Linked DNA regions of Homo sapiens: region 2 is linked to region 1. Evidence: chromatin loops called from intact Hi-C (ENCODE). Cell type or tissue: mucosa of descending colon. All regions are shown on one strand. Links, peaks and the distances in the headings refer to the core of each region. The heading gives the core; the rest is flanking DNA. Region 1 overlaps LOC100630923 (LOC100289561-PRKRIP1 readthrough). Region 2 has its middle 7.3 kb from the start of SH2B2.

Region 1 (6,136 bases), core at 1,806-4,305:
GGATGACACAGCGAGACTCTGTCTCAAAAATAATAATAATAAGTAAACCAATAAATAAAAAGAAGTGTGGGGGCTTCAACCACATTGGCCTCTGGGTTTTCAAAAACCTGTCACCCCAAGCCTTGGCCTTATGGTGAGCAGGGCAGATTTACAGGCCCGAGCTGCCTCAGAGGGCACAAGGAGCTAAAGGCTGAACTCCTCACGAAAGCAACTCAGACAATGGAGGGTTAGCTCCCCTGCAACCTGGCAAATCCACACTGTAAATTAGGTCAAGTTTATTGAGGTACAATGTTCATATGATTAAATCCACCCTTTTAAAGTATATGGTTCAAGTCCAGGCACAGTGGCTCACACCTGTAATCCCAGGACTCTGGTTTGAGACCAGCTTGGGCAACATAGTGAGACCCCCATCTCTACAAAAAAACAAAACCAAAAAATACAAAAATTAGCTGCACATGGTGGTGCGTGCCTGTAGTCCCAGCTACTCGGGAAGCTGAGATGGGAGGATTGCTTGAGGCTGAGAGGCAGAAGTTACAGTGAGCAGAGATCGAGACACTGCACTCCAGTGTGGGCGACAGAGTGAAACTCTGTCTATGAATAAATAAATAGAAGTATATGGTTAAATAAGTTTGATAAATGTGGATGGTTGTGTAGCTGCCACCACAATTCAGATATAGAACATTTTTGTCATCCAAATATTATGCAGAGAGGCCAGGTGCAGTGGATCATGCCTATAATCCCAGTGCTTTGGGATTCTGGGGATAGAAGGATCACTGGAAGCCAGGAGTTTGAGACCAGCCTGGGCAATACAGCAAGACATCATCTCTACAAAAATAATAATAATAATAAAGTAAAAATAGCCAGGTGTGGTGGTGTGCACCAATAGTCCCAGCTATTCAGGAGGCTGTGGCAGGAGGATCACTGAAGCCCAGGAGTTTGAGGCTGCAATGGGCTATGGTCACGCCACTGCGCTCCAGTCTAGGCAACAGAGTGAGACACCATCTCAAAAGAAGGAAAGAAGGTAGGAAGGGAGGAAGGGAGGGAGGGAGGGAGGGAGGGGAAAAAATATCTATTACCCAAGAAAGTTCCCTGAGGCCCTCCCAGGTCAGTCCCGTCCTCCTACTTGGCCCATGGCAACTGCTGATCTGTTTTCCATCCCTATCATTTTGGCTTTTCCAGAACATCAAGTAAATGGAACCATTCAGGTTGTGGCCTTCTATTAATAGATCTGACTTCACTCACTAAACATAATGCATCTGAGATCCATCCACGTTATTGCAAGCCTCAAGAGGTCCTTCCTTCCTTTTTCTTTTTTCTTTTTCTTTTTTTTTTTTTTGAGATGGAGTCTCACTCTGTCGCCCAGGCTGGAGTGCAGTGGCACGAGCTCGGCTCACTGCAAGCTCCGCCTCCCGGGTTCACGCCATTCTCCTGCCTCAGCCTCCTGAATAGCTGGGACTATTGGTGCACACCACCACACCTGGCTAATTTTTTTGTATTTTTAGTAGAGACTGGGTTTCACCCTGTTAGCCAGGATGGTCTTGATCTCCTGACCTCGTGATCTGCCCGCCTCGGCCTCCAAAAGTGCTGGGATTACAGGCATGAGCCACCACACCTGGTCCCCTTTTTTTTTGAGATGGGGTCTCACTGTCGCCCAGGCTGAGTGCAGTGGTATGATATCTTAATCCACCTTCTTAATCCGACTCACTGCAACCTCCGCCTCCTGGGTTCAAGCAATCCTCCTGCCTCAGCCTTCCAAGTACCTGAGATTACAGGTGCACACCACCATGCCCAGCTAATTTTTGTATTTTTAGTAGAGATAGGCTTTCATCTTGTTGGCCAGGCTGGTCTTGAACTCCCGGCCTCAAGTGATCCTCCCTCTTCAGCCTCCTAAAGTGCTGGGATTACAGTCATGAGCCACCGCACTCAGCAAAAGCTCCTTCCTTTTATTGCTAAGTAGTATTTCCCTGTAGGTCTAGATCTCAATTTGATGGACATATGGGTTGTTTCCAGTTTTTGGCAATTATGAATCAAGCTACTGTTTGTATTTGCATACAGGTCAGTCAGTGGACATATATTTTCATTTCTCTAGTTTGAGACCAGCCTGGGTAACGAGAGTGAAACTCTGTCTCAAAAAAAAAAAGAAAAGAAAAGAAAAAAAGAAAAAAGAAAAAAAACCCTGCTGTTTTAGTACTTAAAGTATCAACCACTACTCAAAGAATTGAGATAGGAGTACCCACTCGTCTAGGGTAATCAACCATCCTGGCTTGCCCAAGATTCTCCTGGTTTTAGCACTGAAGGTCCCACTTTCTGGGAAACCCTTCAGTCCTAGGATCAAACTAGGACAAGTGTGGTCACCTATTTTTTTTTTTTTTTTTCAGACAGAGTCTCTCTCTGTCTCCCAGGCTGGAGTGCAGAGGTGCGATTTTGGCTCAGTACAGCCTCCGCCTCCTGGGCTCAAGCAATTCTCCTGCCTCAGCCTCCCGAGTAGGTGGGATTACAGGCAGCTCCCCCCACCCCACACGCCCGGCTAATTTTTTTTGTATTTTTAGTAGAGACGGAGTTTCACCATGTTGGCCAGGCTGGTCTCGAACTCCTGACCTCAGATCATCCACCTGCCTCAGCCTCCCAAAGTGCTGGTATTACAGGCGTGAGCCATGTTATTGAATGTCAGGCTCTGCTGGACACTGCATGTCCAAACGTCATTTTACCCATGTGCCAGCGACAAGGTAGATTCGCTTGTACCAATTTTGCACATAAGGAAACAGCCTTAGAGAGGTTAGGTTGCTTGTGCAAGCCCAGGGTAGGTGGCACCCAGTCTGCCAGTCTGCAACGCACTGGTATCTTCCAGCCAGTAGACCTTGCTCCCTGGGTGCCCAGTTCTGGATCTCAGGAAAGGTGGATTAAGGCTCCTAGTGGCGGGACCTGGGTGGGGATTTGCTGCCCTCTGGTGGCAGAAGGGACATCACCCTGGGTGTGAGACTTGTGGGCATCTGTGAGGCGGCCTTTCATCCCAGGGAGCCGGACCTCAAATCTGACCTCAGCCCCAGGAAGGTGCCACCAGGAAGGTGCCACCTAGGAGGGTGCCACCAGGGTTCCCGCCAGGGTCTGCTGGGGCCCTGTCCCATCTGTGTGAGTCACATAATCACTCAGGCTGTCACAGACCCAGGGCTAGACTGCTGGGTTTGAGTCTGTGTGGCCCTGAGCCAATTGCTTTCTCCTCTGGGCCTCAGTTCCATTTCAGTAGAATCAGGATGATAGCCTGGGCAACATAGCAAGACTCCAGCTCTACCAAATAAATAAATAAATAAATAAATAAATAAATAAATAAATAAAATATTAGGCTGGGCAAGGTGGCTCACGCCTGTAATCCCAGCACTTTGGGAAGCTGAGGCGGGTGGATCACCTGAGATCAGGAGTTCGGGGCCAGCCTGGCCAACATGACGAAACCCTGTCTCTACTAAAAATACAAAAATTAGCCGGGCATGGTGGCGGGTGCCTGTAATCCCAGCTACTCAGGAGGCTGAGGCAGGAGAATCGCTGGAACCTGGGAGGCAGAGGTTGCAGTGAGCCGAGATCGCGCCATTGCACTCCAGCCTGGGTGACAAGAGAGAAACTCCCTCTCAAAAAATAAAAATAAAAAGTTAGCTGAGTGTGGTGGCACCAGCCTGTTGTCATAGCTACTCAGGAGTCCAAGGCTGAAGAATTGCTTGAGGTCAGCCTGGGAAACATAGCAATACCCCATGTCTACAAAAAATGTGAAAAATTAGCTGGGCATAGTGGTACCTGCCTGTAGCCCTAGCTTTTCTGGACACTGAGTCAGGAGGATCCCTTGAGCCCAGGAGTTCGAGGCTGCAGTTAGCTATACTGGCACCACCGCACTCCAGCCTGGTGACAGAGTGAGACCCCGTCTATTGAAAAACATATATCTGCTGATAAATATGTCCACAATTTAGACCAGACTTAGACACTGAAGTTATTACCAGCTCCTTCACACCCACATGCCTTAACTCTCTCTTGCCTTCATGCATTCCTTCACTCCATTCATTCGCTTAACTTTCATCCAGCAGATATCTGCCAAGCACCAGCTCTGTGACAGACACTGAGGCTGGGGGTGCCAGGGAGACCTTTACCAACCGGACAGACACTGCCCCGCACTCCTGGCTCTGTGGCTTTCTGATAGTCCGTGGCCTCACATGTTCATTTATTAAGTGTCCTTTTATTGATTGAGTCTTCATTCTTTCTCTTAATGTCCTTATTCATTCATTCATCCATCACTTGCTCATCTCACTGACACGTCTATTCAGTCTTCATATATGTTTTCATTCCTTTATTCTCCAAGCATCCTGGAAGTACCCACTCTACACCATGCCAGGGTTAGATGCTGGGATTCTGGCCCAGCCCACCACACTGCCAAGCCCATGGGGACACAGATGGTGAGGACATAGTGGTAACTACTTCACCAGTTATTGGGATTCAGAGCTGGGAGAGCACCAAGAAGGGAGCAATTCACTTCCTGGAAGTGAGGGGTGGGAGAGGCAATCTGAGAAGGCTTCTTGGAGGAGGTAGCATTTTGGCCAAGTTGAGAAGCCTGTATGGGAGTTCTCCAAGGAGGAAAAGATGCTTTGTTTTGTAGACAAAAACCTTCGTTCTGTGGAGTGTTTGGAGAAAAGTGAGGTACTGGTTGCTAATGTGTGTGATCCTGGGTGAGTTTGTGTGCATGGCCCCAGCCAGGCCAAGCCCTCCCCAGGTTCCAGTGACAGACCTGGGCCACTAAGGACCCTTAATTCCACCCTGAGCTCCTAGAAAACCACCCACTATTGGGCAGCCAGGAATGACCTTTGGAGAACAAACACTTCACCCTCCAGGTACCATCCACTTGTCCACCTGTTCATCCTCTTGGGGACTCAGTGGGAGGGCGACCCTGTCCCTAGGAGCCCATGTCCCTCCAGCAAATGTTTCTTTTATTTTTATTTTTATTTATTTATTTATTTTGAGACAGAGTCTTGCTCTGTCGCCCAGGCTGGAGTGCAAAGGCGTAATCTTAGCTCACTGCAACCTCTGCCTCCCAGGTTCAAGCAATTCTCCAGCCTCAGCCTCCCGAGTAGCTGGGATTACAGGTGTGCACCACCACGCCTGGCTATTTTTTGTATTTCTAGTAGAGACGGGGTTTCACCATGTTGGCCAGGCTGGTCTCAAACTCCTGACCTCAGGTGATCTGCCCACCTCGGCCTCCCAAAGTGCTGGGATTACAGGCATGAGCCACCACACCAGGTTTTTGTGGTCACGGAATGGTCTTGTGTGATGTTGGTGTCCTGGAAATTACTTTTGTTTGACAAGAGAACACCAAGACCCAGCTGTGAATGTCTGTCCAGCTCCCAGGGAAACAGAACAGGAACTGGACAGAGCTTCTCCTTCACATCCTTTCCCTTTTTCCTTCTTTTGTCCCACTGATCACAAAACCCACACCATTGCCTCGCTGACAATATAGCTGCTAACCCCGAGGCTTTAGTCATACAAAGAAAATAAAGAACGAAACTGTCTCAAAAAAAAAAAAAAAAAAAAAAGAATTCCAGAGACTGGCCTTAGGAGATCCAAATATCAAATGAAGCTTGCGGAGTGTCCCACCTCGGGAAGGAATGCTGAACAATTGATTGACACCCTTGTTGCCACCAGCCAGACTACCAGGTGACTCATTACTTAAGATAACCATCGCAACCAGATATGCGACCTGCATACCCTCAAAACCAGATATGCGACCTGCATACCCTCACGTGCTTTGCCCAGCCCAGCCTGCATACCCTACCCCTGATGTCAATTCCCATGCTTTGCCTAATAAAAAAAATTCCCAGCCAGGCGCAGTGGCTTATGCCTGTAATCCCAGCACTTTGGGAGGCCGAGGCGGGCGAACCATGAGGTCAGGAGATTGAGACCATCCTGGCCAACATGGTGAAACCCTGTCTCTACTAAAAGACAAAAAATTAGCCGGGCGTGGTGGCGTGCACCTGTAGTCCCAGCTACTCGGGAGGCTGAGGCAGGAGAATTGCTTGAACCTGGGAAACGGAGGTGCAGTGAGCTGAGTTCGCACCACTGCACTCCAGCCTGGCGACAGAGCAACACTCTGTCTCACAAAAAAAAA
Region 2 (6,521 bases), core at 2,240-4,739, 110 kb before region 1:
CGAGTCCCGCTCTCTTGCCCAGGCTGGAGTGCAGTGGCACAATCCTGGCTCACTGCAACCTCCACCTCCTGGGTTCAAGCGATTCTTCTGCCTCAGCCTCCCGGATAGCTGAGATTACAGGCGTCTGCCATCACACCCAGCTAATTTTTGTATTTTTAGTAGAGACAGGATTTCTCCATATTGGCCAGGCTGGTCTCGAACTCCTGACCTCAGGTGATCTGCCCACCTCAGCCTCCTAAAGTGCTGGGATTACAGGCGTGAGCCACCGCGCTGGCCACTGCTTGAATTTTGAATAGTGTGAAAGAAACACTTATTCAAGCATTTGAATAAATTGAAAACTGAGATTCCATTTCACGTTGCCTTTAGATTGGCAAATATTAAAACCACAGCGTGTGATTCCATGAATACGAACATTCGGTATAGGCAAATCCATAGAGACAAAAAAGAGACTGCCGGTTACCAGGCAGTAGGGGAGGAGGGAATGGGGAGTGACTGCTGGCAGGTTTGGGGTTTCTTATTGGGGTGATTTTAAATGTTCTGGAATTAGGTAGTGGGGATGGTTGCATAACATTGTGAATACAAATGACCGAACTGTACACTTTGAAATGCTGATGTTTATGTTATGGGTATTATATCTCAATAATAGTTTTTAAAAGGCTAATACCAATGACAAAAAAAAGTATGAAGAAATCTGACCAGGCATCGTGGCTCATGCCTGTAATCCCAGCACATTGGGAGGCCGAAGTGGGAAGATTGCTTGAGCCCAGGAGTTTGAGACCAGCCTGGGCAACGCAGTGAGACCCCGACTCTGCAAAAATAAAAAAGTAGCTGGGCATGGTGGTGTGAGCCTATAGTCCCAGCTACCTGGGAGGCTGAGATGGGAGGATCGCTTGAGTCGGGAGGCTGAGGCTGCAGTGAGCTCTGGTCATGCCACTTTATTCTAGCCTGGGTGATAGAGCAAGACCCTGTCTCTAAAATATATAGACAGGGGCCAGGCGCAGCAGCTCACGCCTATAATCCCAACACTTTGGGAGGCAGAGATGGGTGGATCACCTGAGATCAGGAGTTCGAGACCAGCCTGAACAAAATGGTAAAACCCTGTCTTTACTAAATACAAAAAAACTAGCCAGGCATGGTGGCACATGCCTGTAATCCCAGCTACTTGGGAGGCTGAGGCAGGAGAATCGCTTGAACCCGGGAGGCAGAGGTTGCAGTGAGCCGAGATTGATTGCGTCGTTGCACTCCAGCCTGGGCAACAAGAGCGAAACTCCATATCAAAAAAATAATAAAAATAAAAATAAAAAATAAAATAAAATATATAGACAGGGTCTTGCTCTGTCATATATTAAGGTTGATGCAAATGTAATCATGGTGTTTGCCATTACTTTTAAGGGCAAAAACCACGATTACATTTGCACCAACGTGATACATATGAAGAAACCTGACCCAAGATCCCTGACTTCTGCCTGTGGTGGGGCCACAGTGGGGGAAGGGGCAGCTTTACAGAGTCAGGCAGGTCAAGGAGAAGGCTGTGGGCACAGAAGGGGCTCCAGGTAGACGGAGCAGCACCTGTGCCAGCACGGAGGCCTCTCCCCCACCCCTTTCCTTGCCCCTCCCCCCCCAGGAGAACCGCCTGGCCCAGCACACCCTCCAGGCCCTGCAGAGTGAGCTGGACAGCCTGCGCGCCGACAACATCAAGCTCTTTGAGAAGATCAAGTTCCTGCAGAGCTACCCTGGCCGGGTGAGGGCCCTCCCCTGGCCTCAGCTCCAGGTGGACCAGGCAGGGAGAGAGGCCGATCAGGGCTCTGGAGATGGGAGGGTCGGGGACCAAGACCTGCTGGGCAGCACTGGGCCCCAGAGACCCCTGAGGCCTTCCGACATCTCCCCACCCACCCACCTGCCTGCTAGCTGCCCTCCCTAAGCCGGGAGAAGCTCACAGAGTGGAGCCCCTGTCCAGATTCATTCATAAAAACTGGCCAGAAGGACCAGGCACGGTGGCTCATGCCTGTCATCCCACCACTGTGGGAGGCCGAGGCAGGAGAATTGCCTGAGCTCAGAAGTTCGAGACCAGCCTGGCCAATATGGTGAAACCCCGTCTCTACTAAAAATACAAAAAAAGTATCCGGGCATGGTGGTGCACACCTGTAGTCCCAGCTACTCAGGAGGCTGAGGCAGGAGAATCGCTGGAACCCAGGAGGCGGAGGTTTCAGTGAGCCAAGATCACACCACTGCACTCCAGCCTGGGCAACAAGAGCGAAACTCCGTCTCAAAAATAAAATAAAATAAAAATAAATAAAATAAAATTAAAATAAAATAAAATAAAATAAAATAAAAAAATAAAATAAAATATAAAATAAAATAAATAAAATAAAATAATAAAATAGTAAAGTAAAATAAAATAATAATAAATAAAATAAAATAAAATAGAAAAGAAAATACTAGCCAGAAGGGCCAGGCACAGTGGCTCATGCCTGTAATCCCAGCACCGTGAGAGGCCGAGGCGGGTGGAGTTTGAGACCAGCCTGGCCGACATAGTGAAACCCTATCTCTACTGAAAATACAAAAATTAGCCAGGCATCGTGGCACGTGCCTGTAGTCCCAGCTACTCAGGAGGCTGAGGTGGGAGGATCACTTGAGCCCAGGAGGTACAGGCTGCAGTGAGCTGAGATCCAGCCACTACACTCCAGCCCAGGTGACAGAGCAAGACCCTGCCTCCAAAAAATAAAAATAAATAGGCTGGGCATGGTGGCTCAGGCCTGTAATCCCAGCGGTTTGGGAGGCTGAGGCGGGCGGATCATTTGAGGTCAGGAGTTCCAGACCAGCCTGGCCAACATAGTGAAACCCCGTCTCTACTAAAAATATAAAAATTGGCTGGGCGTGGTGTCATGCACCTGTAATCCCAGCTACTCAGGCGGCTAAGGCAGGAGAATCGCTTGAACCTGAGAGGTGGAGGTTGCAGTGAGCCGAGGTCACACCATTGCACTCCAGCCTGGGCGACAGAGCGAAACTCTGTCTCAAATAAATAAATAAGCAATAATAAAAAATGTAAACAGAATTTGGTCCACACTCCAAAAAGCAACCAAGAGAGTGGATCAGAAACTCACTTGCCGAGTTTTTCTGGGCTAGGGAGGCCTGTGCGTGGCTTCTCTCAGCCCCCAGGCCTCCCAGGGGCCACCCCGTGCCAGGAAACCCTTTCTATGAGTGAGAGAAGAGCGTGGGGCATAGTGGGGCAGGGATTCACCTCTCCCTCTTCCTTTGGGGCCCAGCAGCCCCCAGCCCTGTCCCCACCCATCAGAGCCGCTCCTTGGCCACCAGAGGGCACTCAGACTCTGCAAACCAGCCTGGCTCTGGGTGGCCAGCTGGGGGGCGTCTCCTCTCCCAGCTGCCTGCCTGCTCGCATGACCACCCCACACTCCCAGCAAACCCACCTTCCTGCAGCTGCGCCCGGCCCTGCCTGGGCCTCAGTTCCCCATCTGTGCCCGGAGGCACTGTGGCCCTGACCCCATGGGTAACTCCATGCCCCTGTGGCAGGAGGCACCAGCCACATTCACATTGTCACCCCAGCACCCTCTCCTCCCGCCTCTGAGATCTAGGGCTCCCTCCCCCACTTCCCTTTTTTGCAGATGAGGAAACTGAGGCTCCCCTGGGCTCCTGCCCTTCCCGCTGGGCCCCAAGGCACTGACTGGTTCTCTTCCCCTCCCTGTCTGTGCAGGGCAGCGGCAGTGATGACACGGAGCTGCGGTACTCGTCCCAGTACGAGGAGCGCCTGGACCCCTTCTCCTCCTTCAGCAAGCGGGTTCGTGAGCCCAGCCTGGGCAGGGGAGGGGAGGGGCATCAGCCCAGGGAAGCCCAGGGGTCCCCCCATCACTTGGCCCCTATCCCTGAGCACTCGGCCTTCCCTGGCTCCCCTCCACCTGCCCTTGTCTGGGTGCTCTCGGCCAGCCTTGCCACGCCAGCCCTGCACACCCTGGCCCCTCAGGCCAGGAGCCCCCCCAAGACAGCCTCCCCACCGCTTCAGTGCAATGTAGGCCCAGGGCCCATTCAGGAACACCTGCCGAGGACTACCCGAGGGTGTGTGGCAGTGACCGGGTTAACCTGGAGTGCATTTGCGGGACAGGCAGACAAGGAAAAACCAGTTACAGCTCCCAGAATCGGGCGATCCATTGTGGGGACCCCACCCCACAACTCCCCTCCCCCACCCAGACTGCAGAAGTTCTGCCCGTGGAGTACTTTCCCATGGGCAGAATGGACGGCTGCAGAGGCGGGGAGGGGCTCTCACAGATGTCAGGGGAGTCCAGAATGTCACACTGAGTAGACTGTGCACCCAGGGAAGCCCCTGGCAGCACCCTGGCAGCCCCCTGGGGGTCTGCAAGAACAGCGGGCAGGGTGTCCTGTGGCTGGCCAGGCCCTGCTCTCTGCCACAAGCCAGGGCCTGTGAGGTCCTTTGGGGTCCTTTCCTGACTGTCCCTCCCTGTGCAGGAGCGGCAGAGGAAGTACCTGAGCTTGAGTCCCTGGGACAAGGCCACCCTCAGCATGGTGAGTCCCTGCCCCTACCCACCCCCTCCCTGGACAGGCCTGAGCCTCTGTCTCCAGGCACCTCTTCACCTGCCCTGCAGCCCAGGCTGGAGGAGCCGCCAGCCCTGCCAAGAGTGGCTGTGTGATCTGGGACAGGGTCTCTCCCCTTCCCGGGCAGATCCTCTGAGAGCATGGTTCACAGCATGGTTCTGAACTGGGCTGTAGAGGGGGCATTCCTCAGAATTCCTGCAGCCTAGAGTCAGACATGGTGGCTCACACCTGTCATCCCAGCACTTTGGGAGGTGGGAGGATTGCTTGAGCCCAGGAGTTCGAGACCAGCCTGGGCAACACAGTAAGATCCTGTCTCTACAAAAAATAAAATTAGCCAGGCGCAGTGGTGTGCACCTGTAGTCCCAGCTACTCAGGAGGCTGACGGAGGAGGATCACTTGAGCCTAGGAAGTCAATGCTACAGTGAGCTGTGACCACTACATTCCAGCCTGGGCAACCTTGTCTAAAAAAACGTTTTTAAAGAATTCCGGTGGCCGGGCACAGCAGCTCACGCCTGTAATCTCAGCACTTTGGGAGGCCAAGTTGGGCGGATCACCTGAGGTCTGGAGTTCGAGACCAGCCTGGCCAACATAGTGAAACCCTATCTCTAGTAAAAATACAAAAATTAGCTGGGCGTGGTGACGCACACCTGTAATCCCAGCTACTCAGGAGGCTGAGGCAGGAGAATCACTTGAACCCAGGAGGTGGAGGTTGCAGTGAGCCAAGATCACACCACTGCACTCCAGCCTGGGCGACAGAGGGAGACTCTGTCTCAAAAAAAAAAGAATTCCAGCAGCCCATGTCCCTGGCCCATAATGATGGAATAGGGGCCCCAGCTTCCTGTCCCTTCCCTCCCCTTGCCACCCTAGGGCCCTTTCTGTGAAGCCCAGGCAGCCCTGCAGGGGTGGGTGAGGCCGGCCCCATCCCCACTCACCCCCTCCTTGCTCCCAGGGGCGTCTGGTTCTCTCCAACAAGATGGCGCGCACCATCGGCTTCTTCTACACACTGTTCCTGCACTGCCTGGTCTTCCTGGTGAGTGTGCACACGGGCGGGCCAGAGGCACATTCACCATCCCCAGCCCTGACCTCCAGGGCAGCAGGGGCCTGTTACGGTGGCCTGGCCCCTGGGCCTACCCCAAGCTGCATCTCTAGCTTGCGGCCATGCCTCTCCCCTTCGAGAGCCTTGGCCCACCCCAGGGACGAGAAGGACCCACCCCATTGGGACCTCTGGCCAGGGCACCAGCCGGGCCGCTCCGTGAAAGAGGCCTGGCTGATCACATCTGGGACTGGTCCTGAACGGGCTTCATAGGAAGAAGGGATGGAGTGGGAAGGGAGCAGGTCTAATGAACTCCACCAAGGGACAGTCACGAAGACTGCACAGAGAAGGGGCGTCTTGAACTAACCTCCCCAGCTGTGGAGGTGGCGTTCTAGTTAGCGGATAAGGGCCTCCATGTCTGCCAAGTTGGGGGAGAAGAGGGGTGGAAGGCTGTGTCTCTGGAAGGATCCAGCCTTGGGGACTCCTGTCCCCCGCACAGTCAAGATGGCCCCTACAGAGCTAACCTGGGCTCAAGTTCTGACCCCAGGGTCCAGCGGCTCCTGGCCCTTCCAAGGGTTGGCCCACAGTATTAGAGGAGGTGCCTCCGTGTCTGGGCCCATCTGATCATCTGCAGAAGCAGTGGGTGCAGGAACATGTCTAAGACCCACCCGCCCCGGAGTCTGGGGCTCGAGAACCTTTATGTTCCAGGCCAGGCCCAGGGGCCATGGGTGGGCTGCAGGGGTGGCCTTGAGGCGAACGGGCAGCTCACCGTGTCTCCACCTGGCCAGGTGCTCTACAAGCTGGCATGGAGCGAGAGCATGGAGAGGGACTGTGCCACCTTCTGCGCCAAGAAGTGAGGACCCCCACTTGGGCCCCCCCTCAGCCCCACAGCGAGCTCCCAGCACCCCCGCAACACCCCCGA

Evidence for each region. A loop is a pair of places that touch in the nucleus more often than their neighbours do. Peaks named below come from ENCODE experiments on the same cell type or tissue, not always from the same donor. Only the 100,000 strongest peaks of a DNase experiment are listed, where the experiment ranks them.
Region 2: a loop joins it to region 1, with 6 times the contacts of the local background. A loop is called at or near these places in 103 of 110 quality-filtered maps.

Annotation. Positions count from the first base shown.
Region 1 is chr7:102,387,977-102,394,112 of GRCh38, forward strand. All of the region lies in intron 4 of LOC100630923 (LOC100289561-PRKRIP1 readthrough), which reads left to right. Among named protein-coding and RNA genes, the nearest start is that of PRKRIP1, 5.3 kb to the right of the region's middle. In mucosa of descending colon, for the core only: a CTCF peak has its summit at 2,947 (motif pointing left); a DNase peak (open chromatin) is centred at 2,935.
Region 2 is chr7:102,276,325-102,282,845 of GRCh38, forward strand. It overlaps a transcript of CUX1 not described here. Among named protein-coding and RNA genes, the nearest start is that of SH2B2, 7.3 kb to the right of the region's middle. RefSeq lists enhancers at 2,887-3,505, 3,506-4,125. In mucosa of descending colon, for the core only: a CTCF peak has its summit at 3,302 (motif pointing right); a DNase peak (open chromatin) is centred at 3,357.